5 separate regions of the Homo sapiens genome follow, and regions 1, 3, 4 and 5 are each linked to region 2. The links are chromatin contacts, found by Hi-C or POLR2A ChIA-PET in ENCODE. All regions are on one chromosome and are shown on one strand. The core of a region is the stretch at or near the end of the contact, and the rest is flanking DNA. Distances in the headings are between cores, read along the strand shown.

Region 1 (4,935 bases), core at 841-3,340, 140 kb before region 2:
TCAGGAGGCTGAGGCAGGAGAATTGCTTGAACCCGAGAGGTGGAGGTGCGGTGAACTGAGATGGCGCCATTGCACTCCAGCCTGGGCAACAAGAGTGAAACTCCGTCTCAAAAAAAAAAAAAAATCAAGAATCCTGAATGATGTGGTGATGTGCGCCTATAATATCAGCTACTAGAGAGGCTGGGGCAGAGGGATCACTTGAGCCCAGGAAGTCGAGGCTGCAGTGAGCTGTGATCACACCACTGCACTCCAGCCTGGGCGACAGAGTGAGACACTGCCTCTTAAAAAAAAAAAAATCCTGAACAAGTGAGAAGACTGCCATCAATTTGATGGCGTTTGGACATTTATGTAAAGTATCTTTACCAGAAAATCAAGAAAATATAAACTTTTAGATTTTGGAAAGGGTATTATACACAAAGAAGCACAAGGTCAGAGAAACATTCTCATAAAGGGCTTCTGGAATCACGGATCCACAGATGGGGATATCATGACAAAGACAAAAATATCAGATGACATTTTTAAACATTTAACGTGTGCCGTGTACTGTACGAAACGGATACTCAGTTAATCTTCACAATAATTCTGGAGGTAGGTACTACTATTATGTTTATTTTGTAGATGAGGAAACTGAGGCATGGAGAGGTTCTGAAACTTGACCAAGTCGTAACTGGCACGTGGTCACAGTCAGGATTCAAACCCAGAGCTGCCTGACCCTGGAGCCTCCACAATGTGGCCTCCATGGTTAGCACTGACCTGCAGGCATCAGAGAGCTGCCGGAATACTCCTCACCCACAGGAACTGCGAGAGGCACGGCCCACGATGGCATTTTGGTGACTTTCATAGAAGTGTGAACCTCAGGTGCCTGCAGGCCTTGTGAAGGAGAACCTCTCCCTGGCTGAGGAAGGGGCACCTGGGTTTGAAAGGCCTCCTTGTGAGGCAAGGGTGCCTGGAACTTGCTTCAGAATAACCCATGGGGCGGGAGCAGGTCAGTGGGTCTGGACCAAACGGGAGCTGAGAATTGCTGAAGCTGAAGTTGACTGATGGATATGCAGGAGTGTGGGGTGTGTGTGTGCAGTGGCGTGATCACGGCTCACTGCATCCTTGACCTCACAGGCCCAAGCAATTCTCCCACCTCAGCCTCCCGAGAAGCTGGGACCATAGGCACATGCCACTACAGCTATTTTTTTTTTATTTTTTGTAGAGACAGGGTCTCCCTATATTGCCTAGGTTGGTCTTGAACTCCTGGGCTTACTAAAGCGATCCTCCTGCCTCAGCCTCCCAAAGTGCTAGGACTACAGGTGTGAGCCACCGTGACTGGCCAAGAGTTCATTTTATTCTTTTCTCTGTTTTTGTGTTTGCTTGGAATTTTACAAAATAAAATTAAAAATAAGAAAATGAGGGGCGATCCCATCGCCTCTTAAGAGGAACATGCTGACTCAACAGGAAATACTGAGGGAAGAGCCCCCCACTGAGTAAGCACCTCTGTGCGCTGGGCACCGCACAGACCCTCGCTCTCTAGTCCTCACGACACCCCTACGAGAGCGCAGCCTGCTCCAGCCTCATCTACAGAGCAGACTCCGGCGTTCAGACCACCGCTGGGATGGCTCGCCAAGGAGGCTGGGAACTGCAGCCAGGCCAGCTAGTTTGCACCAAGATGTGCTTCTTCCCTTTCTCCATCTTGAAGTACCAAGTGTTAGGCCAACCAATCACCCAGAGGAGGTGGGTATTTGGTTAAACGTTGGACTAAAAACAGAAGAAGCAGAACCACAGACAGAACCATGCAGATGAAGTGCAGCGGCCGTGGGAACAGTGAGACATCTGAGGCAACATTTCTAATGTAAAATGAGAAGGAAATGAGGTCAGGGAGCGGTGGCTCATGCCTAGAATCCCAGCACTGTGGGAGGCTAAGGAGGGTGGATGGCTCGAGCTCAGGAGTTTGAGACCCGTCTGGCCAACATGGAGAAACCCCATCTCTACCAAAATTGAAAAATTAGCAGAGCATGGTGGCACGCTCCTGTAGTCCCAGCTACTTGGAGGGCTGAGGCTGGAGGACCAGGTGACACAGTGAGACCCTGTCTCCAAAAAAAAAAAAAAAAAGAAGGAAGTGAGAATGAAGAGGGGCCCACTTTTTGCCTTGCTCAGAATTCCGTGGAAGCCACGCCACCTGCTCAGAGTGGTCCTGGGTGCGACTGCTGCACTCATTTTGTAGATGAGGAAGCTGAAGCATGAAGAGGCTGAGACACCTGCCCACGTCTTAGCTGTCATCTGGTCATAGTCCCCATGGTTAAAGGGGACTGAGCCCACCCCACACTCCAAGAAGGAGAGTGCCCACGCCTGGCCAACCTGAGTGGCACATGCCTGATGGCAGTGATGACAGTGACAATGTCTGCAGCTCTGGGAAGGGGACAGGCTCCTGCCTGTGGCATTGAATCCCACTGGATGTGGACTGGGGGCCGGACACGGAGGGAGACAACACAGCAGAAAGCGAGGCCTAAAGAGAGAGACCCTTCCCAGCGACATGGATGAGGGCCTGGCTTAGGTTACACTGCACATCCCCACTCCCTCTGGACCTGGAATTCTGTGAACCAGAAAATGGGTCGACTTAGGTTTCCGTAACTTGTAACCAAAGAATAAGGCTGAGGCCGGGCACGGTGGCTCACGCCTGTAATCCCAGCACTTTGAGAGGCTGATGCAGGTGGATCACTTGAGGTCAGGAGTTCGAGACCAGCCTGGCCAACATGGTGAAATCCTGTCTCTACTAAAAAATACAAAAATTAGCCAGGCATGGTGGTGCATGCCTGTAATCCCAGTTACTCGGGAGGCTGAGGCAGGAGAATCGCTTGAACCTGGGAGGCGGAGATTGCAGTAAACTGAGATCACACCACTGCACTCCAGCCTGCGTGACAGAGCAAGATGCTGTCTCAAAAAAAAAAAAAAAAAAAGAAGAAGAAAGCTGACTAATGATCTCACTCAGTGTGTTGAGCCCCTCCCTCTCTTCAAATGTCGGCGGCTCCGCAGTGAGCACCCCCAGGAGATGTAGAGAATCCCAAGCCTGTGCTTGGAGATTCCGATTGGCTGGACCTGGGCAGGGCCCAGGAGCTGAATAGTCAGTAAATGCTCCGATGCAGCTTCCCAGTTTGGGAAGCCATGTTCTAGGGAACACTCTTTGGAAAATGCCACTCTCTGGAACACCACGTGGGCTGTACGAACTTTCTCAGAGTTGCTTATGTTTCTAGCAATGTGCTATGACAAAATGCACATCAGCCAAAGACCTTTAGAGGAGCTTACAACAGTACCTGGTGATTTTAAGGTCCTCGTTCAAGACTCAGAAGGGATTAAAGGGCTCTGATAACTAATTTCTCGAGAAATGAGTTTTGTGTACCTGGAGCACACAAAACAGGTGATTCTGGGTAGGCCACTGAAGCCGAGAGCAGGGACTGGGACCACAGTTTATATTGCTCAAGTGTTCTCAGCCAACATGAACACTGAGTCTTAGCTGGGTTTCAGGACTTGTGGATTCCTGAAGATGGGCACGTAAAATGCTACATTTATGGAAAGTAGGTTAGCAATAGGGTCTGCAATTTCATATTCTCTGACCCAGTAATTCTACTTCTTGCACTATGACCCAGGAAAATAATGAGAGAAGTGTGCAAAAACCATGCACAGAGATGCTCCACACAGCTGTGTCTCTGACACCAGCTACTTTAGACAACTCACACGGCTATCAACTGGAGAGTGGTCCAATTAAGTTTGCAGCCTTTAAAAGCATGTTGCCAAGGAATTTTTACCACCTTGCTCACAAAACAAGTTACTGAGAATGTCGATACATATGTATATGCACACGCATCCTCTGTATAATGTTGATATATATAGGTATATACATATATATACCATATAATCTCAATTCCTTGTTTAAAAATATAGATATATCTATGTCCATATATAAAATGATAGGATATCTACCAAAATAATAACAGTGATGATCTCTGAGTAATTTCTATTTTCTTCTTTATAATTCTATTTTCTAAATTAGAAAAAGTTAAAAAATTAAAATATATCCTTTAAAAAGCATGTTTTCGGATAATTTTTTTTTTTTTTTTTTTTTTTTTTTTGAGACAGAGTCTTGCTCTGTCGCCCAGGCTGGAGTGCAGTGGCACGATCTCGGCTCACTGTAAGCTCCGCCTCCCGGGTTCACGCCATTCTCCTGCCTCAGCCTCCTGAGTAGCTGGGACTATAGGCACCCGCCACCACGCTCGGCTTATTTTTTGTATTTTTTTAGTAGAGACGGGGTTTCACCGTGTTAGCCAGGATGGTCTCGATCTCCTGACCTCGTGATCCACCCGCCTCGGCCTCCCAAAGTGCTGGGATTACAGGCGTGAGCCACCGCGCCCGGCCTTGGAGAATTTTTAATATAATGGAAAATACTTATGATACACTATTAAGGGAAAATATAGCATACAAACACATATTCCATGTGGTATCAATTAGTTTTTTTGTTTGTTTTTATTTTATTTTATTTTTATTTATTTATTTATTTTTATTTTTCTGAGATGGAGTCTCGCTCTGTCACCCAGGCTGGAGTGCAGTGGCGCAATCTCGGCTCACTACAAGCTCCGCCTCCCGGGTTCACGCCATTCTCCTCCCTCAGCCTCCTGAATAGCTGGGACTACAGGCGCCCACCACCACGCCCGGCTAATTTTTTTTTTGTATTTTTCATAGAGATGGGGTTTCACCGTGTTAGCCAGGATGGTCTCGATCTTCTGACCTCGTGATCCGCCCGCCTTGGCCTCCCAAAGTGCTGGGATTACAGGTCTGAGCCACCACACCCGGCCAGTTTTTTATTTTTTGAGGAGAGTTTCGCTCTGTCGCCCAGGCTGGAGTGCTGTGGTGTGATCTTGGCTCACTGCAACCTCCGCCTCCTGGGTTCAAGCGATT
Region 2 (4,941 bases), core at 1,095-3,594:
TCAAAAGGAATCACAAAGTCCAGGCACGGTGGCTCATGCCTGTAATCCCAGCACTTTGGGAGGCTGAGGTGGGCGGATCATGAGGTCAGGAGTTCAAGACCAGCCTGGCCAACATGGTGAAACCCTGTCTCTACTAAAAATACAAAAATTAGCTGGGTGTGATAGCAGATGCCTGTAATCCCAGCTACTGGGGAGCCTGAGGCCGGAGAATTGCTTGAACCCAGGGAAGGGGAGGTTGCAGTGAGCCGAGATCGCGCCATTGCACTCCAGCCTGGGCGACAGAGTGAAACTCCATCTCGGAAAAAAAAAAAAAGGAATCACAAAATAGGCCTATTGTGAGCAGCTTCTTTCCCATAGCATGTGCTCAAGGTTCATCTGCGTGGGGTGTGTGTCAGTGCTTCGTTCCTTTTTGTGGCTGAAAAATATCCCATTGTATAGATAGACACACATTGTTTATCTATTCCTCGTTGATAGATATTTGGGTTGTTTCCACTTTTGGGGTGTTATACGTAATGCTACTGTGAACATCTATGTACAAGGCTCTGTGTGGACGTGTTTTCAATGCACTTTGGAATATATCTAGGAGTAGCTAGGTCACATGGTAATTCCATGTTCCCTTTTGTTTGTTTAGAGATGGAGTCTTGCTTTGTTTCCCAGGCTGGGGTGCAGTGGTGCGATCTTGGCCCATTGCAACCTCCAGCCTCCTGGGTTCAAGCAATTCTCCTGCCTCAGCCTCCCCAGTAGCTGGGATTATAGGCGCCCGCCACCACGCCCAGCTAATTTTTTTTTTTTTTTTTTTGAGACAGAGTCTTGCTCTGTTGCCCAGGCTGGAGAGCAGTGGCCGATCTTGGCTCACTGCAACCTCCACTTCCCGGGTTCAAGCGATTCTCCTGCCTCTGCCTCCTGAGTAGCTGGGATAACAGGCGTGTGCCACCATGCCCAGCCAATTTATTTTTATTTTTATTTTTAGTAGAGATGGGGTTTCACCATGTTGGCCAGGCTGGTCTCGAACTCCTGACCTCGGGTGATTCACTCACCTCAGCCTCCCAGAGTGCTGGGATTACAGGCGTGAGCCACCTTGCCCAGCCTAATTTTTGTATTTTTTTTTGTAGTGACTGGGTTTCCCCATGTTGGCCAGGCTGGTCTCGAACTGAGCTCAGGTGATCCACCTGCCTCGGCCTCCCAAAGTGAGCCACCATGCCTGGCCACCCCCTTTTTTTTTTTTAATCCGTATTTTAAGGAAGCAACACTATATGTTTAACTTTTTGAGAAGCTGCCAGACTGTTTTCCAAAGTGGTTGCACCATTTTACAGTCCCACCAGCAGTACATGAGGGTTCCGATTTCCACTGGAGGATTTTAAACAGGGGAATGACATGATCCGACTTTTAAAAGATCCCGCAGCAGGTCATGGTGGCTCACGCCTGTAATCCCAACACTTTGGGAGGTCGAGGTGGGTGGATCACCTGAGGTCAGGAGTTCGAGACCAGCCTGACCAATATCGTGAAACCCCGTCTTACTAAAAATACAAAAATTAGCCGGGCATGGTAGCCTGCGCCTGTAGTCCCAGCTACTCGGGAGGCTGAGACAGGAGAATCGCTTGAACCCGGAAGGCGGAGGTTTCAGTGAGCCAAGATTGCGCCACCGCACTCCAGCCTGGGTAACAGCGCAAGGCTCCGTCTCAAAAAAGAAAAAGAAAGTGTCCTGATAATGTCTGCGGGGAGGATGGATTGTAAGGATACAAGATTAGAAGCGGGCAGCAGTCTTGAATGGTGCCTTAGGAACTGTAGTAGGGGGATAGTAATAGGACAGTTTGGGGATATATTTGGAGGTGGCTGAACTGCCAGAAAAAGAGGTCATTTCCAGACTTTTGGGGTGCAGGAGCCCCTGTGGACTTTCCAAGGATCTCACCGTGCCAGCCTCCCCTAGCAGAGCCCCCTGTCTCCCGCCTAGGAGCTGAAAATCCTGGTGGACTACGACGAGAAAGGCTACCTCCTGCAGATCTTCACCAAACCGGTGCAGGACCGGCCCACGCTCTTCCTGGAAGTCATCCAGCGCCACAACCACCAGGTACTGCTTGTCCCCGGCAGGCCCGAGGGGACAGGCAGCTAGCACACTCGGTTTTCTGGGTCCTTGGCTCATCTCCTCTCTTTCCCGCCACAGGGTTTTGGAGCCGGCAACTTCAACTCACTGTTCAAGGCTTTCGAGGAGGAGCAGAACCTGCGGGGTAACCTCACCAACATGGAGACCAATGGGGTGGTGCCCGGCATGTAAGCCCCGCCCACCCCACGGAGGCCACAGCCACACAGCCACGCCCCCTGATTCTGGAACTCGCCCAACTTCCCTACTGGCTGCTCCCCTTGGGTCCCGCCCACCAGCGGACTCGGCCCCCAAGGCTCCGCCCACACTGACCACGCCCCTCGGCGGGGCCGCCCTCTGCTCCAGCCCTCCCGATTAAAGCGTGCCCCGGTCCAATACTGTGTCTGTGTTTGTGTTGCGCATAAGGCAGTAGTGCCTTATGGCAGCCAGGGGGAGGCCAGGGCGGCCGCCAGCGCCGCGGGACCGAGGAGCTGCGGGTGCCAGCGCTTTGCCAGCGGGACCACGCGGAGAGGGGAATTCTGGAACCAGGGAAGGAAGGGGACTTGCTCTGGAGGGAAAGACGGATGACACTGCTTTTGTAGAGAGATAAACGCGATTCAGACAATAAAGCAAGCGATGAGCCGGGCGTGGTGGCTCACACCTGTAATTTCAGCGCTTTGGGAGGCAGAGGTGGGAGGATCGCTTGAGGCCAGGAGTTCGAGCCCAGCCCGGTAACATAGCAAGACCCCGACCCCCCTGCGTCTACACAAATAACAAATAAAAATTAGCCTGGCGTAGTGGCGCACACCTGTGGTCCCAGCTACTCAGGAGGCTGAGGTGGGAGGATCGATTGATGGACAGAGGTCTAAGCTGCAGCGAGCCCTGATCCTGACACTGCACTCCAGCCTGGGCAAGAGTGAGACCCTGTCTCAAAAAAAAAAAAGGCAGTTGATGAGAATATGTGGAAGCGAAGATCGCAGGGGAGCTAATTTTGATAACGGAAGACCTCTCCGAGAAGGTGACATTTGGGAGCCAGCCATGGGACCATGCTCGGGAAAAGGATTCCAGGAAGAGCGAACGGAGAAAGGCCCTGAGGTGGGGTCAGAGTTTGGCAGCATCTTGTCTGCCGGCTTGATGATCTCTTTTTGTTGTTGTTGAGACGGAGTTTCGCTCTGTCCCCCAGGCTGGAGTGCAGTGGTGCGATCTCGGCTCACTGCAAGCTCCGCCTCCCGGGTTCACGCCATTCTCCTGCCTCAGCCTCCCGAGTAGCTGGGACTACAGGCGCCCGCCACCACGCCCGGCTAATTTTTTGTATTTTTAGCAGAGACGGAGTTTCACCTTGTTAGCCAGGATGGTCTCGGCCTCCCAAAGTGCTGGGATTACAGGCGTGAGCCACCGCGCCCGGCCGATGATCTCTAAAGATGAGCTGTCTTCAGTTTTGCTACCCAGAGCCCAAACCTCTGAACACAGGAGAGGGGAGAGTGTTAGACAAGGGACTCTAGGGGCAGCATCCCTGCTCATCAACTGTAGGATATGGTCCCTTGGTTCCTGGTCTCAGAGATAAAGCAGGTAGGAGGGGCCTGGTATCCCAGTCCCTGCCCTCAGCAGGGCAGTGCCCATGACCACCCACGCAGCTGCACTGCCCCAGCCTTGCCCGCAGTGAGGACTTCTTTTGGAAAGGGGCTTGTTCATACTCATAGAAGAGTGAGTGATCCTTGCAAAAGAATGAGGCAGCTGGGTCCTAAAACCCTAGGAAGGAGATTCTTTCTTCAAAACCAGGTAAGAGTTGGTGGTGGGCAAATTTGGCCTCTTTTTTTTTTCTTTTTCTCTCTTTTTTTTTTTTTTTTAGACAGAGTCTCACTCCATTGCTCAGGCTGGAGTGCAGTGGTGTGCTCTTGGCTTACTGCAACCTCCACCTTCTGAGCTCAGGTGATCCTCCTACCTCAGCCTCCCAAGTAGCTGGGACTATAGGCATGTGCCACCACGCCCAGCTAATTTTGTTTTTATTTTTCATGGAGATGGGATCTCACTATGTTGGCCAGTCTCGAATTCCTGGTCTCAGGTGATCCGCCCACCTCAGCCTTCCAAAGTGCTGGAATTATAGGAATGAGCCACTGTCTCTGGCCTCTTTCTGCTTCTAATGCTTGAGAACCCTCCGTGAGGATAAGTCAACTCAGAGCTAGGAGGCAGCAGAGCTCAATAGAAGAAAAAAATACTCTGAGTTGGTATAATGGTGGGAATTGGGGATTTTTTTCAGATTATAGAAGAAATCAGAGCTTCTGGGATCACGAACTTCAGAAATAAAGAGATCAGAGAGAACCCAAAGGATTCCGTGCAAAAAAAATACTCCCCCTCTATTCTCCTGTGACTTAATGTGAAGAAGGGAAATTGTATAACCCAGAAGGATGCAAACTAGTGGCTTACAGACCAAATGTGGCTCATAGACCTACTTCGTTTTGCCTGCATGGTTTCAAACAAATTTGAGTCAACATTTTAGAAAGTTGGGCACATATGGCCAGGTGCGGTAGCTCATGCCTGTAATCCCAGCACTTTGGGAGGCTGAGGCAGGTGGATCACTTGAGGTCAGGAGTTAGAGACCAGCCTGCCCAACAGGGTGAAACCTCGCCTCTACTAAAAATACAAAAATTAGCCGGGAATGGAGGAGGGTGCCTGTAATCCCAGCTACTCGGGAGGCTGAGGCAGGAGAATCCTTTGAACCTGGGAAGTGGAGCTTGCAGTGAGCCGAGATCACGCCTCTGCACTCTAGCCTGGGTGGCAGAGTGAGACTCCATCTCAAAAATAAATATTGGGAGGTCAAGGTGGGTGGATCACCTGAGGTCGGGAGTTCAAGACCAGCCTGGCCA
Region 3 (5,587 bases), core at 2,584-5,083, 220 kb before region 2:
TTTTTAGATAAGATCTTGCTCTGTTGCCCAGGCTGGAGTGCAGTGGCACAATTTTGGCTTACTGCACTCTCCAACTCCTGGGCTCAAGCGATCCTCACACCTCAGCCTCCTGGGTAGCTGGGACTAAAGGTGTGTATCACATGCTTGGCTAATTTTTAAATTTTTTTTGGGATGGGGTTTGGCTATGTTGCCCAGGCTGGTCTTGAAATCCTGGCCTCAAGCGATCCTCCAGAATTCATAATTCTCCCCACCACCCTGGCTGGAAATATCTCAAATGTCCAAAGAATGGATAAGCACATTGTGGTACACTCATCCCACGGAATATTCTCCAGCAATGAGAATGAATGACATACAGTCTCACACAGCAGTACTGAATCTCACAAATACCATGTTGAGTGAAAGAAGCTAGACACACAAGAGCACACACTACATCATTCTGTGTATGTAAAGCTAAAAAATAAGCCAAAGAAATCGGTGCAGGTAGAAGTCAGGGTGTCGGCCACACTTCGAGGGGTAGTGACTAGACAGGGATAAGAAGGGGACTGGGGATTAGTGATATTCTGTTTATTGATGCAGATGCAAGTCATGCAGGTGTGTTCAGTGGGTGAAAAATCATTGAGCTACACCCTTACATGTTGATTAAATATTCAGGGCTGGGCACAGTGGCTCATGCCTGTAATCCCTGTAAATGCTTACAGAGGCCAAGGTAGGAGGATCACTTGAAGCCAGGAGTTCAACAGCAGCCTGGGCAACATGGTAAAATCCAGTCTCTACCAAAAAAAAAAAAAAAAAAAAAAAAGGGCCGCGCATGGCGGAATGCACCTGTAGGCTTCCAGCTACTTGGGACCCTCACTCAGGGTCTCACTCTGTCACCCAGGCTGGAGTGCAGTGGCGCCATCAGGGTTCACTGCAGCCTTGACCTCCCAGGCTCAAGTGATTCTCCCACTCAGCCTTTCAAGTTAGCTGGGACCACAGGCCAATTTATGGGCTTACTGGGAAGTAACCCCACTGTAAATTGAAGAGCATCTGTATTCAACTCTGTTGTTGCATGGTGAAAGCAGCCAGGAACAATATGTAAATGAATAAGCATGGCTTGTTCCAATAAAACTTTATTTTAAAAAAATCAGGTGGGCTGGGCATAGTGGCTCAGGCCTGTAATCCCGGCACTTTGGGAGGCCAAGGCGGGCAGATCACCTGAGGTCAGGAGTTCAAGACCAGCCTGGCCAACATGGTGAAACCCCATCTCTACTAAAAATACAAAAATTAGCTGGGCGTGGTGGCAGGCACCTGTAATCCCAGCTACTCAGGAGGCTGAGGCAGGAGAATCGCTTGAGCCCCAGAGGCGGAGGTTGCAGTGAGCCGAGATCATGCCATTGCACTCCAGCCTGGATGACAAGAGCGAGACTTTGTCTCAAAATAAATAAATAAATAAAAATAAAAAAACAGGTAGCCAGATTTGCTGATTCCTGGCCTGCTGGAAGACAGGCTGGGTTCCGAAGCCTCCTTCACTGAGTCCCTGCAGGACCCTGTCCAAGTCGCTTCCCTGGCCTGAGTTATCCTTTCTGTAAATCGGGAGGCTGATTCCCTGCTCTAAACCACCCTTCGGGGTTGCCAGGAGGTCAGATGAGCTCATCACGGAGGGAGCCCAGAGGGAGAAAAGAGCAGGATTAAGAGCCTCTTGAGGTTCTCTGATGCAAAGCAGATTGCTTTTTCTGCCTAGGTCTGGAGAGAGAAAGCCATTGACCTCAAGTCACCCAGTGCATCCATGGGTACCAGTGTCCCAGGGGCATCCTAGAGGGAGACAGGACCCACAGGCTTGGCCGCAGACCCTGGTCCTTGCCATCCCGAGGCCTCTCCCCAACCCCACCTGTGGAGAGAGAACAACAGTGAAGAGAGACTGGAAAACTGAGTCTCTAACAGGCTGTTCCTTTGAGCCCCTGGCCAGAAGCTATTTGGGTCTGTTTTAATGACTGAGCAGCCAGTGCCCAGGGCAGGGACGTGTTGTCTGACCTCCAGCCCTCTGCTCAGTCAGGCACGTCTCTCCTTCCTGTTCCCGGGTGGGCGCATCCCACAAGGCCTGACTCAGGCTGTGCCGCATCTGGAGCATGCTGTGCGGATGACTCCAGTGTCAATCACTTGGGGAAGAGGTGGGTCTTCAGAGAGCAAAGTGTAACTGAGGGCAAACCCAAGGCAACCAGGGGAGGGCCATTCTTCCCTTCCCTGTGCCTCCTGCTCTCGGAACTGGTCTTCTAAAGCTAGAGGTGCGCGAGGATAATAACTATAAAATAGCAGTTAACATTTGAGATTCACTGTGTGCCTGGGCCTGCCTTGAGCGCTTTACACGTATTCATTTAATCCTCACAACAACCCTGGTAGGCATTATTATTGTCCTCATTATACAGATGAGGAAACAGGGACCCAGAGAGGTTAAGATACTTGCCTGAGGTCACACTGCTCAGGAGTGGTGGAGCTCCGCGTGTTGAGGACTACAGAAGAGGATGCCTCATTGGTCCAAAACAGGTCCATATGGAGGAGTGGGGGCTCACGTCGGGTAAGACCCAGTGAAAACTTGCCTAAACCATCAAGGGCATTTATTGGCTCACAAATTGAGACGTTCCGGGGGTTGTGCTGGCTTCAGGGCCGGCTGGGGCCAAGGCCCAAATGCTGCCCTTAGAAAGCACACACTCACCGTCTTTCAGCCCTTTCCTGTGATGGTTTCATTCTCAGGCTGATTCCTCCCCACGTGTAAGGAAAGATGGCCACAGCCACTCCATTTGAGCAACTCCAGATGCTCCAGCAGAATTCTTTCCCACCAGTTCCCACCCAGGGCTGACTCTCACTGGGCTGCTATGGGCCACGTGCTCATCCCTGAGCCAATTGTGGTAGCCAGGAGGCGGGACCATGGTGATTGGATAGGACTGGGTCATATCACCACCCTGGGCTAAGTGCCCGCCCCACTTAAGGACGGGGAGGGAGGGAGACCCCTATGGGAAGAAGAGGGAAACAGAACTGGATAGACAAGGTCAAAGGATGTCTATCTAATCTGAGACTCTGGAGGAAACATGCATTCTTCACCCAGAGGAGCGATAGAGGGAAGTTGGACTTGGCCTTTAGGGTCTGCAGTCCATCCTCGGCCCCACCACGGACCTCTGTGACACTTGTTGCCTTAGCATGGCCTGGAACTTGGACCTGAGCCTTTTCTGCCTACCTCCCCCAGCTGATCCCTTTCCCACCCCACCTCCCTGCCTACTGACCGCCTTCACATTGCCTGGGGCCACATGGGCCCTGTTGCCAACCGCTGGCCCCCCGCTTGGCCTATTGTTCCAGTTCCCTAGTTGCCCGGCTCCCACTTCCAGTCTGGTCTTTTCCAATCCATGCTATTCATTGGCAACACCATCCCTAGTCCAGCAGAGCCTTGGCTCAGAAGCCTCCAGCCCCTCCTTTGTGTCAAAAAGGAAAAACGAGCTGCTTAGCCCCAGGCCTGGTATTCCTCCAGTGTCCTAGGAGATTCCCTGACCCTTGCCATCAGAATGTCTGTATCCCCTAATTCCAAACTGTGGTCGGCATCGTAAAGCACTGCGGCTCACTTACCTGCCTGGGGGTTAAGGGTCAAGTTTGAGTCATCGCTGCCTAGGGCCCAGCACAGCTCAACCAATGCCGGCAAAGCCTACATTTCTAGCTCCTGGGCATGAGACTGCTCCTTGATGAAGGGAGGTGGGAGAGGAAGTTAGGCGGCTCCAGTGAGAGACACAGAGGAAGTTCCACAGAATGACTGTGAGACAGTGATCTAGGCGGGTGGAGACAAGGGAGGCAGGGGGAAAGGGCAGAAGCCTTAGAGAGAGGAGGGAGGGACCGATCCAGAGAGTGAGAGCTGGGAACAGACACGCAGGGAGGGCAGAAAGGAAGCGCGGGAACGTGTGCCAGCTCAGGCATTTTTTTTCCTTAAGCAAACAAGGCCTCTATGATTTGTGTTTTGTCAGGCTGAACTTTCCATATCAGGAGTTTATTTAGCTGAGCAGCCAATTCTGGTAAAAACACTGGAACATGTTAAAAAGGAACGGGTAGGAAGGAGAGTCAGACAGAACAAACAGGAGAGAGCATCTGCCTGCAGCCGGTCCACGCAGTGCAGCTTGGCCTAGACCCGCTGACACAACACCCCCACCCCTGCCAGCTCTCTTTAGGGGCTGACCCAAGGGCCAGGTGACGCTGGACAGAGGTGGGGAAGTCAGCGTGGGGGAAGGAGTCTGGGCTGAAAGGGTCACAGCCCTGGGAAAGGTCTGGTTCCAGCCCAACCATGTAAGTCACTAGAGGCTGTTAGGACAAGTCAAGCCGAGGTTGCAGTCCACCCATGCACTAACGCCCCTGAGTCCCTACCACAATCCAGAGTCCCCTCAGAGACAGGGAAGCTGAAAACATGTCCCTGCTGGAACCCAGGTCTCGGGGTAGGCGGATCAGGTGTGGCTTTTTTTTTTTTGAGACAGAATCTCACTCTGTTGCACCCAGGCTGGAGTGCAGTGGCGTGATCTCAGCTCACTGCAACCTCTGCCTCCCAGGTTCAAGCCATTCTCCTGCCTTGGCCTCCCAACTAGTTGGGATTAAAGGTGTGTGCCACCACACCTGGCTAATTTTTCTATTTTTAGTAGACACGGGGTTTCGCCATGTTGCCCAGGCTGGTCTCGAACTCCTGACCTCAGGTGATCGCCCTTCTCGGCCTCCCAAAGTGCTGGGATTACAAGCATGAGCCACCACGCCTGGCCTCAGGTGTGGCTTTCAACCTGGGGGCCTGACCCGGCATGAGAGCCCTGCAGGGGACTGTCCTGCTGTTTTCTCACCTGCACAAGGTGGCCAACAATACCTGCCCACAGAAAGGAGCAACTAGTGGCTTGCCTGGCATCCAGCTGGTGCTTAATAATGGCAGCTCTTATGACTATGGAAGGCAACAGCTCCTGTGTGCAAGGAACTTGTGTGTCTTGTAGAATCAGGGCCACACGGCCAAGCAAGAGAGGCCGGAGCAGCTGGAGAGGGACACCGTCACCATCGATCTGACCTTACTTAAAATGAGACAAAACCACAAGGTATTCATGATTTGAAATTTTTATTTTCTGAAATGAAACAATTGTACATTGTACAAACCATATCTACTGATGGAATAAATAAGTGAAAAATTATACTGCTGTACAACACACCAAAAAAAAAAAAAATTCTTGAAAGGGGAAAAAATTAGGTAACGGTGAAAAAAGGTCTTTATGCCTCTAACCAGGTTCTTGGCGATAATGAACATTCCAAACCATGACACCGTTTGCTAATGGGAGGTCACCACCCTAGAGGAATCGGTCCACAGCCTTCCGGGTTGTGGGTGTAAGTGCCAGCACTTTGTGGAATGTGTAGCCGCAGCTTCCCCGACTTCACGTTTTGGGGGGAATTAGGTTTGCCCTGGGAGCCCTTGAGGCCACGGGGCCTGATGTCCACGGAAGGCTTTTGCTCGGGATCCCCCGCCCCCTGGCTCGAAGCTGAAAGGTCTTAGATTCTGTGGTGGGGGGAGGGCGAGGGGTGCAGGGTGGGTGGGGGGCAGCGGCTCGAGGAGCGA
Region 4 (5,175 bases), core at 925-3,424, 200 kb after region 2:
TAATTAGCTGGGGGGTGGTGGTGCACACCTGTAGTTCTAGCTACTTGGGAGTCTGGTGGGGAAGGATCGCTGGAGCCCAGGAGTTTGAGGTGGTGGTGAGCTATGACTGCCCCATGGCCCTCCAGTCTGGGCACCAGAGCAAGACCTTGTCTCTAAAAAAAATAAAATCAGGCCGGGCCCAGTGGCTCATGCCTGTAATCCCAGCACTTTGGGAAATTGAGGCGGGTGGATCACCTGAGGTCAGGAGTTGGAGACCAGCCTGGCCAACATGGTGAAACCCCATCTCTACTGAAAATACAAAAATTAGCTGGGCGTGGTGGCACGTGCCTGTAATCCCAGCTACTTGGGAGGCTGAGGCAGGAGAATCACTTGAACCCGGGTGGCGGAGGTTGCAGTGAGCTGAGATCGTGCCACTGCACTCCAGCCTGGGCAATAGAGTGAGACTCTAACTCAATAATAATAATAATAATAATAATAATAATAATAATAATAATAATAAAATTAAAATTAGTACCAACCACCACCATCAGTGGTCAAAATGGTAAATTTTGTTATGCGTATTTTACTATGGTTAAAATAAAAGCATTAAAAAAAGCAATCGCCAGCCATCATGCCTGCTGGCCCCACATCCTCACACCCAAGCAGAGGCTTCTCCTTCATGCCCTGCTCTGGGGACATGCAGAGGGGTGGTGGCTGCCCTCCCAGGGCACACTCAGGCCCTTCTGAGAACACAGCGCACGACCTGACATACAGAGCAGGCTTCCCAGAAGCGACGGGCCCAGCCCTGGTGCAGGCTGGGTGGCCAGTACACCCTGGGGCTGTCTCCTCCCCAGCCCCAGGGCTGACACACCAGCTGCCCCCAGTTCCTGGAGACCTGTGGACCCGAGGTCACCAGGGGCATGCTCCGGGCCAGACACCCGCTGCTCCTCACCTGGGCCTTGCAAGTCACCCCCATGCAAAGGAGCCAGCTTATCAGATCTGGGCCAGGAGCAGCGGGCAGTGGGCACACAACCATGGTCAACCCATGAGGGCTGGAGGGACAGGGGTAGGGAGATGGCGGATACCTATGGCAGTCATTCCATCAAGGACAGTGACTCTTTATAAGGTGTTTGCTATATATGTGGCAGGCTCAGAGCGGCAAGCCTAATGTTGAAGTTTCTCCATTAGCCGCACACTAGCCTGGCCCCCAGCAGGCAGGGAATTCCTGTCCTCACCCCTCCTGCCCTAGGTAGGGGTGTGGACTCCTTCCTTCCCCACCGCTCTCCTTTTACAGTCTGCCTGGCTTGAACCCTGACTCCCCTGCCCTTGATTGGGCTGTATGACTCTGGCAAGCTTTCAACTTTCTGTGCCTCTGTTTTCACATCTGTAAAATGGGAATAATGGGACAAGCCTCGAAGGCTTCTTCTGAGGATTAAGAGAGTCAATCCATGTAAAACAGGTAGTGTCCGGCACACAACAAACCCTCAATAAAAGTGAGCTTCATTATTACTCAGTTTAGGAACCTCATCCCCACCCCACAGTCTCTTTACAACATCCTCCAGAGGGGCACACTCAGGCATAAAGAACGCCAGGCCAAACTGGCAAACCCATGTTCCAGCTCCTTAACTGCCTGTTTACCGGTAACCTTGGCCAAGACCCTCCTCAACACCCATAAAAAAAGGGGCTGCAGCGAGATGAAGGTCACAATCTGGATCTGACTTGGGGTCGGACATCTCTGAGAATCTGAAGATGGTGGACACTCTCCTTAAAACAGCCAAGTATCATTTATTCACAGGACTTTTCTGACAATTTCAACAGGATTCACAGGCTTTTGTCTAAGAATGCCCACAGTGGATGGCAGTATGTACTTCTCAGTCCAGGCGTTTACAAAACATTTCAAGCTCATATAAATTTGGGGCAATGCCATCAGGATTTCTACCGTGTTTAAGATCTTTGGTGGCCGAAAGCCAGCCCTGAGAATTCTGAGTCCATGCGGGTGAGGGTATCTCAGCACATGTGGGTGCTGGACACAAGACGTGGGGTAGGTCACCAGGGCACGGCAGATGGAGGGCCACATCCTGCAGCTCCCTTGTCTCTGCCCCCAGGCCTGCCCACACCTGGAAGAGGGGAGCCCCCTCCAGCAGCCAGTGTCTCCTGCCACCTCCCCACCCCCAGCACTTCCTCTTCCTGCTCTGGCCTGCCACCCCGGAACCTGAAACCCAAGACAGGACAAGCAGCAGCGGCTGTTGCTGAGCTGCCCCAGGTCCACTGCTACTGATCCACTCACTGGAAACGTCTGGAGCCTTTAGGTGGCTCAGGCCCTGAGCTGGCCGCTGGGGTGTGTATGGGGGGCCTGTATACAGGTCTGCAGTCCCATTCTGCTCCCTACTTGGTGCCTCGCCTGTGCCCCAGCCACCCCCGAGGTAGTGTCTCTCCCCCTCTATGCAGTCAGGACCACAGAACAAACCACACAGCTGGCTGCAAACTGGCTCCTCCACTTACAAAGCTGTTGACCTTGGATAAGGATCTCAACCTCTCTGTGCCACAGCTTCCACACCTATAAAATAGAGGCTGACAGGGGCAGTGGCTCATGCCTGTAATCCCAGCACACTGGGAAGCTGAGGAGGGTGGATCACTTGAGGCCAGGAGTTCAAGACCAGCCTGGCCAACATGGTGAAACCCTGTCTCTACTAAAAATACAAAAATTAGTCAGGGGTGGGCCAGGTGTGGTGGCTCATGCCTGTAATCCCAGCACTTTGGGAGGCCGAAGCAGGCAGATAACTTGAGGTTAGGAGTTCAAGATCAGCCGGGCCAACATGGTGACACCCTGCCTCTACTTAAAATACAAAAAAATTAGCTGAGTGTGGTGGCACACACCTGTAATCCCAGAAAATTGGGAGGCTGAGCCATGAGAATCGCTTGAACCTGGACATGGAGGTTGCAGTGAACCGAAATCATGCCACTATACTCCGGTGTGGGCAACAGAGTGAGACTCCATCTCAAAAAAAAAAAAAAAATTAGCTGGGGTGTGGTGGTGGGCACCTGTAATCCCAGCTAATTGGGAGGCTGAGGCAGGAGAATCGCTTGAACCCGGGAGGCAGAGGTTGCAGTGAGCCAAGATAGTGCCACTACACTCCAGTCTTGGTGACAGAGCATGGTCTGTCTCAAAAAAAAAAAAAAAAAAGAGAATCCCACGAGTTACTAATACCATTATTCTTCTTTTACAAACGAGGAAACTGAGGCTCAGAAAGGTGATGTCAGCTGTCCAAAGGGTTACTCTGCTGCTGGATTCAAAACCAAGTCCACTTGGCTCCACAGCCCGGGTATGAAGGGGGCAAAGGAGCACCTCCCTCACATGGTGGCTGAGATTAAATGTAGTTTTCATATGTAGATGTTTAGCATAGGGCCAGCTACAGCAGCTCAATAAATCTTGGTTAAAAAGAAAAACACAGGGCCGGGCGCGGTGGCTCACGTATGCAATCCCAGCACTTTGGGAGGCCGAGGTGGGTGGATCACGAGGTCAAGAGCTCGAGACCAGCCTGGCCAATATGGTGAAACCCCGTCTCTACTAAAAATACAAAAATTAGCTGGGCGTGGTAATGCGTGCCTATAGTCCCAGCTGCTCAGGAGGCTGAGGCAGGAGAATCGCTTGAACCCAGGAGGTGGAGGTTGCAGTGAACCAAGATCGCGCCATTGCACTCCAGCCAGGGCAACAAGAGCGAAACTCTGTCTAAAAAAAAAAAAAAAAAAAAAAAGAAAGAAAGAAAGAAAGAAAAACACATAAAGCAGGCACACACCTGTAATCCAGCAATTTAGGGAGCTGATGTAGGAGGATCACTTGAGTCCAGGAATTCGAGATCTCCCTGGGCAACACAGTGAGACCTCATCTCTACAAAATCAAAAAATTAGCTGGGTGTAGTGAGTATACCTGTAGTCCTAGCTACTCAGAAGGCTGAGGTGAGAGAATCCCTTGAGCCCAGGAGGTTGAGGCTACAATGAGCCGTGATTGCGCTACTGCACCCCAGCCTGGGCAACAAAGTGAGACCCTATCTCACACACACACACAGACACACACACACACACAAAGAAAAAAAAATTAGCTGGATATAGTGGGCATGACTGTAGCCCCAGCTACTTTTTGTTTTTTGAGATGGAGTCTCACTCTGTCACCCAGGCTGGAGTGCGCTGGCACAATTTGGCTCACTGCAACCTCCCCCTCCCGGGTTCAAGCGATTCTCCTGCCTCAGCCTCCTGAGTAGCTGGGATTACAGGCGCCCGCCACTATGCCCAGCTAACTTTTGTATTTTTAGTAGAGACGGGGTTTCACCTTGTTGCTCAGGCTGGTCTTGAACTCCCGACCTCAGATGATCTCCCCACCTCAGCCTCACAAAGTGCTGGGATTACAGGTGTGAGCCACCGCACCTGGCCAGTCCCAGCTACTTGAGAGGCTAAGGCAGGAGGATCCCTTGAGCCCAGGAGTTCAAGGCTGCAGTGAGCTATGATCCCATCACTGCACTACAACCTGGGCAACAGAGCAGGACTCTATCTCTAAAAAAAAGAAAAGAAAAGAAAAAAGGAGAAAAACAGAGCTTGAAGTGGATGGAAGAGAAATAGTGCCTGGATACCCTCAGCTCAGACTGGAGACAGGGACCCCACATACCCACCTTCCAACCCCGACTCGGGGCCTCGCTTGCTATATTTAGAGGCAGCTCCAGCTCCAAACCTCGGCCACAAGGATGTGTACCCCACGCCACACCTGGCCTGATGGCCACCTCCACAGGACAGAGACCACCACATTCCACACCATTTGTCACACCCACAGGCTCCAGGGCCAGAAAGCAGTGCAGCTGTTGGGACGCACACGGCCCGGGGACACCCACACTCGCCAGCCCTGAGGTTTTGGGCTGGGGAGAGGGGAGAGGCTGGGCTCTCCGAGGAAGAGGAAAGGGCCTGCTGCCCTGCTCCGGAAGAAAGCCCATTACCCTCACCAGACCCTACGATTCCTGGAACTCCGTCCACTTAGGCAGGCTGTATGTGCCCACACTTGGAACCAAGTTCAATGCCACAGGGTTCAGGGGGCCGTGTAAAAGAATGATTCAAAGTGAGAAGAAAGGCCCTCTCCCTCTCCCTCTCCCTCCCCCTCCCTCTCCCCACAGTCTCCCTCTCCCTCTCTTTCCACAGTCTCCCTCTGATGCC
Region 5 (4,901 bases), core at 587-3,086, 180 kb before region 2:
AGTCGGGCACCGGGCACCCTGTGTACCAGGGGAGCTCCCGAGACACCGACGACTTGGATCTCAACTTTGGAAAGCCTCCCCTTCTCACGGTTCTGAAAATTCTTTGTCCCACTGGAGCCAAACCCAGCCCACGGCCGGGCATCCGGCCATCGCAGCCAGCCCTTTCCATAGGAGGCCGGGGAGCACGTGGACTTTATTGATTTTCCTCTTGCCTTTTTTGTTGGGTTTGACTCAGAAAGGACAGCTAACTTGTGACACCGCCACACCGGAGGCTCGCCCCCAGTGGCTTTTAGAGACCGAGGCGCTACTCGAGAAACGACACCCCCAAACGTAAACATCCCCTGCCACAGGGCCTGCCCAGCTTCCAGGCTCGAAATAAAGGGTCGAGACGAGCCCGCGGGCGCTGACACTCAGAGCCAGCGTTGCGGCGGCTCCTCTCCCTCCGGGACCCCAGTGAAGGCGTGGGAAAAAAATAATAAAGTTGAAATCAGGCAGCGGGGAGTTTTCAACAACTCTGACCCAACCTGGCGATCTGCTTGCGCCTCGGGCCTGGCCCAGGGGCCGATTCCGAGCAGACCCCGACGAGGCCGCGGAAAGGTTCGATCCCCTTAATGTCGACCGGGCCACGCCGGGCGGACGCTAATGTGATCCCGAAAACCACGCGCGGCCGCCACCAAGTCCCCCTCTCCCCGGTGCAGAGAACAAAAACAACAGCTCCCTCCGCAAAACAAACACGAGCTCCCGGTGTGGAGAGGCAGCCGCGGCCCAGGACGAACGGCTTCTGGCCAAAAACATCGGCTGGCCCGAGCCCCCCGCCCGGGGCGCCGCGCAGAGCGGGGTGGGACGTGGGCGCCCCGCGCCCCTGGCCGCTGGCTCCCAGCGCTCGCCCCCATCTTTCCTGGTCGCCGAGAGCCCTCGCTCCAGGCAGCCCAAAGCGCTAAATTTAAACGGCTCGCGCTCTGCAAACTCCGCAGACTCGAGGGCGCCGGGCCCGGGAGGCGGGAGCGGGCGGCCGGGCGGGCCGGGGCTGGCGGAGGGCGGCGGGGCGCGGGCCGGGGTGCGCGGGGAGGAGACGGCGGCGGCGGCCCGCTCGGAGCCTGCACAATGGAGCTCGCGCTCTCCCCGCCGCCGCCGGCATCGCGGCCCCGGCGCGCGGGAAGCCGCTTTCATGTGACTTGCACAAAACGAAATGGCTTCTGGGGCCGGCCCCGAGCCCCCCTCCCGGGAGCCGAGCGCCGCGGCGGGGGCCGCCCCGCCGCTCCAACCGCCTGGCCCCGGCGCCCGCCGCCTCCGGGCCGCCGCGCCAGGTGGGCTACAGGCGCGAGCGCACCTGGGCAGCGGCCGCGGCCCCAGCCTGGCGCAGGTGACCCGGCTCGCGCGCCGCCCGCCCGTCCGCCCGCCCTCGCCAAGTCCCGGGGCCCGCGGCGGGGCTGGGCCGGGGCAGGCGGCCGGGGCGCTGCGCCCCGCGGCTCTCTGGAGCCGCGCTCGGGCTCGGGGCGGCCGGGGAGGCGGCTGGCGGCGGGCGCCTCCGCTTACCATTTGCGCACTTTCTCGATCGCCGCCATGACCCTCTTGATATCATCTTTGGCCCGGCTCCTCGTCTCGGCTCGAACCGACCTGCCCGACATGGTTCCGGCGGGGAGACGGAGGCTGGGGAGCGCGCCCGCCGGGTCCTGCTCGCGCTCCGCGGCGGCCACACTCGCGCCCGCCCGCCGCTCACTCACTCGCGCACAGACACTCGCACTCTCACACGCACACACTCACACACACACACACACACACACACACATACACACACACACAAAGCCCGGGGCCGCCGCGCGCCTGGCCCAGTGCGCAAGCGCCGGGCGGCAGCTGCACAGAGCAGGGGGAGCCGCGCCGCCGCCGCCGCCGGCAGTGCGGCCTCCGGGCGCCGCGGCCACCGGGCAGCGCCCCCGGGCCTCCTGCGCCCCCAGAGGGGACGCCCCGGACGCCCTCCTGGGGAGGTGGCGAAGGGCGCACGGCGACCCCCGGCTCTGGGCGCGCGGTGGGGGCGGGCGTGCGGACACGCGCGCTGACCCTTCCTCGGAGGCTGCAGGTGCCGAGGGGTCCATGGGAGACAGCCGGTCTGCGGGGCGCGGGGGGGTCGCGTTCCCCGGGAGCCAGCCCAGCTGCCCCTGCCCAGCCCCCAGAGCGCGGCGGCGGGTGCAGTCGTGCAAGTTTCTTGCGGGTCTCTTGACTTCTCCGAGTTGAAGGCACCGGTTCGGGACGCGAGGTGCTCTTGGAAAGAGTTGGGCATCGCGCATCTCTGCTGGCCCGCGGCCCTGTTCAAATGCGAGCTAGGACGTCGCCTGCCCCAGGCTTTGTCCTTTTGGAAAACTAGGGTTGTAGGAAGGTGCCTGGTGCCAGGCAGACCACCAGAGACTCTCGACCTTGAGTACTAAAGAGTTTTCTGCTCAGCAAAAGCTCAATGATGATCAGCATCGTAACAGGGACTCTTCCTCCCGCCCCCAGAAGTTCTCTTGTCATAAACAAGGCGAGGGGGTCTTCGCTGAGCTTCACCAGAGGACCACGATTTCACCTTAAGCCATTCCTGACTTCAGTACCAGACTGAGACCAGGCGCTGCTACTGCCCAAATGACCCCTGGTCCCATCTACAAGGAGCACTTTTGAGGCCTCAGAACAGAGCCCCGGGGAGAAATCTGCGATGATCAGGGTAACCTGGGTGCCGCATCTTGCTGTTCAGCTGCAGCGGAACCGGCCGGACCAGAGCTAATGCGCGCCCAGAATGAAGAGGGAGACCGAGAGTGGCCCAAATGTCAGCGCCCCGGGCCTGGAGATGACAGCCCGACAGCAGCCATTTCACAGCTGGGGAAACTGAGTCCTGGGAAAGTTTAAGGTTGCAGCCTTAAGTTGTTACTCATTCTAGACGTTTCCCCTGAGGGTTTGGTCTTTGGGGAACACGCTACTGTGGAAATGGAGAGACCGCAGGCCTTTTCCTAGGCATTTGTTTTTACTATTCTGAAACGCAGTCTCCTGACGTGAAAAATGAAGAAAAGAACAAATACTGGCCGGGCGCGGTGGCTCATGCCTGTAATACCAGCACTTTGGGAGGCCGAGGCGGGTGGATCACTTGAGGTTAAGAGTTCGATACCAGCCTGGCCAACATGGTGGGTGAAACCCCGTCTCTACTAAAAATACAAAAATTAGCCGGGCGCGGTGGTGGGCTCCTGTAATCGCAGCTACTCGGGAGTCTGAGGCAGGAGACTCGCTTGAACCTGGGAGACGGAGGTTGCAGTGAGCAGAGATCCAGCCACTGCACTCCAGCCTGGGAGACAGAGTGAGACCCTGTCTCAGAAAAAAAAAAAAGGCCGGGCGCGGTGGTTCATGCCTGTAATCCCAGCACTTTGGAGGCCGAAGTGGGCAGATCACGAGGTCAGGAGTTCGAGACCAGCCTGGCCAACATGGAGAAACCCTGTCTCTACTAAAAATACAAAAATTAGCTGGGCGTGGTGGTGCAGGCCTGTAATCTGAGCTACGCGGGAGGCTGAGGCAGGAAAATGCTTGAACCTGGGAGGCAGAGGTGCAATGATCATGCCATTGCACTCCAGCCTGGGCAACAGAGCAAAACTGAATCTCAAAAAAACAAAACAAAACAAAATAAAACAAAACAAAACAAAAAAAGAAAGAGAGAAAGAAAAAGAAAAAAAAGAGAAAGAGAAAGAAGGACTTCAGAGAATCGTTCCGAGAATTTTCTGGGAAAATATGCAACAGCAGGTCATAAAACAGATCTCACAGAGATATGTGAGATCAATAGGTATGTGCTTTGGGCCACATGAAACTTTAAAAAAATGTATCTTAAAATTTAAAATAGGAAAATATTATGTCAGAATTCAAATAGTGACTGAGGAACAGATAAATGTGTCTATCCACACAATGGAATATTATTCAGCCATAAAAGGGAATGAATACATGCTACAACATGGGTGAACCTTGAAACACGCTAAGTGAAAGAAGCCAGTCACAAAAGGATAAATATGCGTAAGTCCATTTGCGGGAGATATCTACAACTAGGCGAATCCATAAAGACAGATATCAGATTGGTGGTTGCCAGAGGCAAGGGGGAGGGAGAGCAGGAGTGACTGCTAACGGATGTGGGGTTTCCTTTCGGAGTGATAGGAAAGTTCTGGAATGAGATAGTGGTGATGGTTGCAGAACAATGTGAATGTACTTAATGACGCTGAATTGTACACTTTTAAATGGTTACAATGGTCAATTTTATGTGTATTTGATCATAATAAAAAGAAATCTAGGCTGGGCGCGGTGGCTCACATCTGTGATTCCAGCACTTTGGGAGGCCGAGGTGGGTGGACTGCTAGAGGCCAGGAGTTTGAGACCAGCCTGGGCAACATGGTGAAACCCCATCTCTACAAAAAATTCAAAAAATAGCCAGGTGTGGTTGTGCGCATCTGCAGCCCCAGCTGCTCAGGAGGCTGAGGTGGGGAAGATGGCTTGAGCCCAGAACGTAGAGGCTGCAGTGAGCCAAGATCATGCCACTGCATGAAGCAAAGAAAGAGAGAGAGAGAGAGAGAGAGAGAAAAGAAAGAACGAAAGAAAGAAAGAAGAAAAGAGAGAGGGATGAGGAGAAGGAGAGAGGGAGGGAAGGAAGAAGGAAGAAAAAGAGGGAAGGAGGGAGGGAGGAAGGAAGGAAGGAAAAAAAAAAATACCCAGCTTCTCTAGAACCAGCAGATCTGCAAACTGGACCCTCAGTGCCACATGGCACCCATCGGCTAGAGCAGAGAGCTCTGTCTGTATCTTTCAGACAGAGTTATCTGGGTCACCAGTGCACTCATAGCCACTTTACTCATTTGTGTTACCTGTCTGGCCCCTGAAAGTATTTGTGATTTTGATCCCCAATAAAA

The links. A loop is a pair of places that touch in the nucleus more often than their neighbours do. ChIA-PET counts read pairs that join two places held with the same protein, here RNA polymerase II (POLR2A). Pooled maps may share reads with other maps.
Region 1: a loop to region 2 is called in a pooled map, with 2.7 times the contacts of the local background. The contact joins two enhancer-like sites. A Hi-C loop is called at or near these places in 5 of 50 pooled maps. POLR2A ChIA-PET finds 5 or more read pairs at or near these places in 2 of 52 experiments (OCI-LY7 and RWPE1).
Region 3: a pooled map shows a loop between it and region 2 (4-fold over the local background). The contact joins the promoter of LINC02985 here to the enhancer-like site in region 2. A Hi-C loop is called at or near these places in 9 of 50 pooled maps. POLR2A ChIA-PET finds 5 or more read pairs at or near these places in 2 of 52 experiments (WTC11 and activated T-cell).
Region 4: a pooled map shows a loop between it and region 2 (2.5-fold over the local background). The contact joins two enhancer-like sites. A Hi-C loop is called at or near these places in 7 of 50 pooled maps. POLR2A ChIA-PET finds 5 or more read pairs at or near these places in 2 of 52 experiments (AG04450 and HepG2).
Region 5: a loop to region 2 is called in a map of naive thymus-derived CD4-positive, alpha-beta T cell, with 10 times the contacts of the local background. The contact joins the promoter of BCL7A here to the enhancer-like site in region 2. A Hi-C loop is called at or near these places in 1 of 168 maps with a recorded cell type or tissue (naive thymus-derived CD4-positive, alpha-beta T cell), 1 of 37 single-sample maps with no recorded cell type and 10 of 50 pooled maps. POLR2A ChIA-PET finds 5 or more read pairs at or near these places in 4 of 52 experiments (MCF 10A, Panc1, activated CD8-positive, alpha-beta memory T cell and 1 more).

The regions. Positions count from the first base shown.
Region 1 is chr12:121,977,571-121,982,505 of GRCh38, reverse strand. All of the region lies in intron 19 of CFAP251 (cilia and flagella associated protein 251), which reads right to left. Among named protein-coding and RNA genes, the nearest start is that of BCL7A, 42 kb to the left of the region's middle. RefSeq lists enhancers at 1,851-1,900, 1,921-2,000. Within about 2 kb of position 2,090, at least 5 of the 41 ENCODE cell types and tissues checked have a DNase peak (open chromatin) inside an H3K27ac peak, as active enhancers do.
Region 2 is chr12:121,837,059-121,841,999 of GRCh38, reverse strand. HPD (4-hydroxyphenylpyruvate dioxygenase) reads left to right here. Exons shown (of 14, transcript NM_002150.3): 13 at 1,952-2,068; 14 at 2,162-2,473. The coding sequence ends at 2,272. Among named protein-coding and RNA genes, the nearest start is that of TIALD, 17 kb to the left of the region's middle. RefSeq lists enhancers at 1,141-1,810, 2,482-3,152 and a silencer at 2,320-2,519. Within about 2 kb of position 2,344, at least 16 of the 41 ENCODE cell types and tissues checked have a DNase peak (open chromatin) inside an H3K27ac peak, as active enhancers do.
Region 3 is chr12:122,061,536-122,067,122 of GRCh38, reverse strand. It overlaps LINC02985 (long intergenic non-protein coding RNA 2985), which reads right to left and starts at 3,833. Exons shown (of 4, transcript NR_135044.1): 1 at 3,592-3,833; 2 at 2,441-2,573. It overlaps BCL7A (BAF chromatin remodeling complex subunit BCL7A), which reads right to left. Exons shown (of 6, transcript NM_001024808.3): 6 at 5,079-5,587. RefSeq lists enhancers at 2,396-2,445, 2,586-2,815, 2,766-3,060 and silencers at 2,856-3,005, 3,926-4,220.
Region 4 is chr12:121,634,675-121,639,849 of GRCh38, reverse strand. It overlaps the pseudogene ORAI1. Among named protein-coding and RNA genes, the nearest start is that of MORN3, 32 kb to the left of the region's middle. RefSeq lists enhancers at 368-885, 886-1,403, 1,928-2,017, 2,078-2,147. Within about 2 kb of position 2,174, at least 16 of the 41 ENCODE cell types and tissues checked have a DNase peak (open chromatin) inside an H3K27ac peak, as active enhancers do.
Region 5 is chr12:122,018,819-122,023,719 of GRCh38, reverse strand. It overlaps BCL7A (BAF chromatin remodeling complex subunit BCL7A), which reads right to left and starts at 1,836. Exons shown (of 6, transcript NM_001024808.3): 1 at 1,537-1,836. The coding sequence starts at 1,628. RefSeq lists silencers at 1,118-1,277, 1,428-1,747, 1,878-1,957 and an enhancer at 468-1,283.